2 separate regions of the Mus musculus genome follow, and region 2 is linked to region 1. Evidence: chromatin loops called from intact Hi-C (ENCODE). Cell type or tissue: heart. All regions are shown on one strand.

Region 1 (2,500 bases):
CTCCTTCTCAGACCCTGATCTTGGCCTGCCATCCTCTCCCATGGCTGATAGTCACTCTGAGGCAGACTCCAGAGGAACAACTCTTATGTATTCCGAGGGCTTCCAAGAGAGCCCAGCTTGATGTCAGGATAAAAGACAGAGAATTTAAGCACAGAATCCCAGACCTGTGGTCCTCTACAGCAACATGGCCAGGGGCTTAAAAGACCAGAGAGCTGGGGATTCCGGTTGCCAGCCAAGCCTGTGCTCGGCACATCTCCTTGGAAGCTTCCTACATTGATGGGGCTGTGTGAGCAGGGGACCCTGCCTTGGAGTGATACTGGGGTGAGGGAGGTCAGAAAACCCTACTGTGGAGTGCAGCATGGCTCTCCATGGCTCCCTGCTCTTGGGCCTAGCATGACTATACAGCATGTGCCCAGCCAGGACATTCTGAAGACCAGAGAGCAGCCTGGGGCATGAAGATGCCCCAACACTCCTCTTTCACACCTGCTCTTCCTCAGAGCTGCTCCCAAATCAGAAATACCTCTGGCTCTCCTCTGGTTCATGTTTACAGGACATAAGGCTGTCTTGGATCCCACCTGGCACCCTACCCTGCATTGGGGGAGCCTGGGCCTTCCTACAGCTCCCCCTGTACCTCAGGCTGTAGGAGAACAAAGCCCTTTCCCATGTCCCTCAAGCCTCCTGCGCCAGAATCGGCAAGGTGGTGGGCTTAGAGCCAGCACAGGTCATAGATCGACCTGGATTAAGAACCAAGTCACCCCAGTGTCCCCACTGCCTCTCCAGTACCCCTGGGCTGCAATGCCCCTTGCTGGGTTTGGACTGAGGAGACAATTGCCCTCTTCCTGAAACCCCTAAGAATCACAGATCTCGGGGCGCAGATAACAATAATAAAGAGGCAGAGCTCTTCCTGAAAAAATGTGAGACCCAGCAATCCCAGTCCTTTCCTGAGCCGATTCTGTGAGGGCTGCATTAGAATGGGCTCAAGGTCAAGAGCAGGAAATGTCTACACACTGAGAGGAAGGGCGACCTGAGCACATACTGCTTTAGAAATCACTCTGTCTCACACAAAATGGGAAAGCTTGCAAAGCCAACCCGCCTCGTGCCCACTGCCCCTTCTCCACCCCGGACAGAACAGTATGCTCACGCTGTTGCACCTACCCAGCCGCCCAAAAGAACCATCTGCCTGGGTGTTCAGCATCTGAGAGGCCCCTGGTCCTGGCTACATGGGGCCCTCTGGTGGTAATCTCACTCCAGCTCCTACAAGTTGGAAGCACAATTTTCCTCCCAAGTGGGGGAAAGGAAAGGGCGCAAGCCCACTGAAGAGGCGTTTATTTTTTAACTGCTAACAGCTCCCCCCACCCCGCACCTTCCCCCAGTTCCCCCTCCCCCCGCGCTCCATTAAAACTCATAGGACAGGCCCGGGAGTCATTCCGAATCCACTCTCGGGTGGATGAGACTCAGTCCACACATCTAACTTTCAGAGAATAGCATCAGCTGCCTATGTTGAAATGAATTTAACTTCTCACAGTCTTCAGGACACCACCTGATGGGATCAGACCCCACAGCCCCCTGTAGGACATCTCCCCCTAGCCATTTATACTTTGGATATTGTTTTGGAAATTTACTCCTTGGCATCAAATGAGAGGCACCGGGAATTTATCCGATGGGTGAATTTATGTCTGGGCACCCTACTGCTCATTCATAGAAACTGTCAGTGAATGCCAAGGTCAAACGGGCTGCTAAGGCTGCCTTCTTAGCCAAACTCAGTGCTCTTTTTAGGAAACTGAAAAAAAACAAAACAAAACAAAACAAAAATGGGGATTTTTACTTTTCACGTTTTGGCAGATGCTACTTCAGTTGTTTTCATGTAATGTCCTCCCTTCACTGCATGTGTATTTATTTAAAATTATAACCCTGGTGGACTGCGGCCTTCATCTCTGTTGGGAATGAGTTTGTTGCAAATCAGAACTGGGTCCATGATGACAACTTTCCCTCCAAACCCAGGCTGCAACCCCGCTCCCTCGATGGAAAGCCCCACCACAGAAGAGTTAAGCCAGGGGTTCAGGAGCACCATGGGCAAAGGCTGGTGTGAGGGTGGGGCCCAAGCTGCTGCGCCATCTGGTCTGTTTTTATTTAACTGTATTTAATTTGTTTTCAAAATTAAAAGTCAAATATGGTTTTTAACAGTTGTAATCCTCTTCAGCCCCTGTCTTATTTTAGTCTTGTTTATTAATTGAACTGTCCAACAAATATTTACCAGATGCCTGCTATGAACAGGCATTCTTCAGGGACCCAGCACGTAGAGGTCTTCATGGGGCTTACCCACCAAATACAGGAGACCGTGATAACAATGCAGCATCTCAGATGTGAGCTGCTGTCGGGAGAACAGCAGAGCTACTGTCGGGGGAACAGTAGAGCTGCTGGGAAAGGTGGGAGGGAGCAATGGGGTGGGGGGGCTGGGGTTCCATGAAGCATAGAGAGAAAGTCCTTCTTCATACGGGAA
Region 2 (2,500 bases), 280 kb before region 1:
TCTGCAGATGAGTAGAGTTATGCACAATGTCTATGCTGCACCCCAGAGAAAACATAACTGTCTCCTGAGAATGAGTTTGTCCTTCAAGCATGGAGAATGTCTTGAGACCACCAAACTGAATCAGAACTGAGACAGTGGTCATCCTAACCACACCTTGGGTCACTGCTTTGTTATGCAGACCCTGCATCCTTTGCTGCCTGTACATAATCTCAAAGCTTGTGGCAGTGCTCCAAAGATGAACTTAATGTGACTGGGACCCTTATCTGCTCCAATGCATTGATCCAGTCTACTCTCTTGATTGTTTTTTTTTTTTAATTGTTTCTCATTGTTTTTCTTGGCATGCTGGGACAGGAGACTAAGCTTAGCCTATGGGCTTTAGCAAGGTTTTTGCCCTTATATTTCAATTCATTCTAAATACTTGTATGACCCTGGTTTAGTCCCTTAAATTCAAAAGCAGTAAGTACATGAAAACTGATAAAATTTATAGTCTAGGACATAGTTCCTTGTAATACAGTATAGTTACTGTTGGCTTTGACAAACGTAGTGCACTGGAAGATCTGAACCAGACACAATACTTTCTGAAACATACTGTTACAGAAGAGTAACATGAAAGGAAGTCAGGAAAATATATTTAAGATGCTTCATACTTTCATAGTAATTTCTCATATTCCTCCAAATCTTTACTTGATGTAAAGTCACATTAAGTAGGGGAACACATTTCTTTCTTACTGGAATAGCTAAGAAGAAATTTCTAGTCTTATCCAATCTGGAAATTCAAAAGAGCTAAAGTAAGGAGAATTTAGATTAATATTAGCAGTTAACCCCTCCCCACTTCTCTCAGAATGTCAGCGGCTATTTTCTAATTCCCAATTTGATCACTAAGAAATATTTTTAAAACAATTTATTTCTCTATTATATCTTTTAATATTTGTAAGTATATGTGTATGCTTATGTGTATATGTATGTGTAAGTATGCGTATGAACATTTGCACATATTTATGCCCGTGTCCACAGAGGCCAGAAGATGGCATCAGATGATCTGGGGCTGGAGGAGTTACAGGCAGCTGCAAGTGGCCAGATATGGGTGCCAGGAACCAAATTTTTTTTCCTCCATAAAAGCAGCAAGAGCTTTTAACTTTGAAGTCATCTCTCCAGCCCATGAGCACCAGACAATCTTTATAAGAAGTCAGGGAGGAGGGTCTTATAATCTAATTTTTTTATGCCAGTATGTCACTGCAGCCTAGACTGCACTCAAATTCACCTTTTAGTCCATCCCAGGATGCGATCAAAATCAGAGCAATTCTCCTGCCTCAGCTTCCCACATCAGGACTTACAAACGTAAGCTGGCACACCTCGGCAGGATTCACGTTTTATCTTGGAGGGATCTGGTGCTTAGAGAGGCTAAGCCACTTGATCAGGATTGTATGGCTGGTGAGTAATGAAGCAGAGGCACCAGGCCAAGCTCTAGCTCTGAGCTGGCTGCCTCCCTGCTGCCATCCCCATCCATTCAGTCAAATCCCTGAGTCTGAGTCTGTCATTGTGTAAAAGAGATTACCTTTGTCCCTGGTGTTCTTAAATCTTTTTAAAAATATTTATTAGGTGTGTGTGTGTGCGTGCACGCGCTACAATCCACATGGCTCAGAAAACATCTACGAGGAGTCAGTTCTCTCCTTCTATATTCACACAGGTCCCAGGGATCAACCTCAAGTTAGCTGGCTTGTATACCAAGCATCTTTGCCCCCTGATCCATCTTGTCAGTACACCTTCCAAAATCATTAAGATCACCTTTCTTTCAGATGATGCCATGCCTTTTAAAGACAGTCTCAGAAATCCTGCACCTGGGTCTGTCATCTGACATGACTTGTGGGAAATAAAAGTATTGTGTCTGGTTCAGATCTTCCAGAAAAACAAAAAAAAAAAAAAAAAAAAAAAAAAAAAAAAAGGATGCACAGGGCTCTGGAGAGAAAAGTCTGACCCTCAAGTCTGACCAGTGTCTGACCAGGAAATATTTGAGACTCATGAGAGGTTCAAAATTCTGTATATCACCAAGAAGAGTCTCATGTCTCTCTGGTCCTGAACAAGTCTATTTTCTTCTACTAATTTCTGTCTTGTTTTTTAATAGCTTGGCCAACTATACAGCTTTCAAATCTGGAACAAATTACAAACCTGTCCCATATGCCACCATTGTCAAATTCCTGTGACCCCACAGCTCTGGTATGCCTATGGAGCATGAAGATGGGATTCAATCCTCCTATCTTAACCTATAGTTATAACTGGTGACTCTGAGAGGAAAAAGGAAATGTGTCCTCTGTGTCCTTACTCTCACAAACCCAGGCAGCCTCTCTGGATCTCAGACTGGGGTCAGCAGGGGGGATTCCCCTATAACAATGATTCTCAACCTGTGGGTTGTGTATTTTTAGGAGGCTAAATGACCCTTCCACAAGGGTTGCCTAAGACCATCCAAAACCACAGATATTTACATTATGATTCATAACAGTAG

Evidence for each region. Peaks named below come from ENCODE experiments on the same cell type or tissue, not always from the same donor. Only the 100,000 strongest peaks of a DNase experiment are listed, where the experiment ranks them.
Region 2: a loop joins it to region 1, with 5 times the contacts of the local background. A loop is called at or near these places in 2 of 42 quality-filtered maps.

The regions. Positions count from the first base shown.
Region 1 is chr9:26,759,153-26,761,652 of GRCm38, forward strand. B3gat1 (beta-1,3-glucuronyltransferase 1 (glucuronosyltransferase P)) reads left to right here. Exons shown (of 7, transcript NM_001310766.1): 7 at 1-2,198. Among named protein-coding and RNA genes, the nearest start is that of B3gat1, 27 kb to the left of the region's middle. In heart, a CTCF peak has its summit at 1,230 (motif pointing left); no DNase peak of the experiment used is centred here.
Region 2 is chr9:26,479,626-26,482,125 of GRCm38, forward strand. No RefSeq gene overlaps it. Among named protein-coding and RNA genes, the nearest start is that of Gm30313, 69 kb to the right of the region's middle. In heart, a CTCF peak has its summit at 1,035 (motif pointing right); no DNase peak of the experiment used is centred here.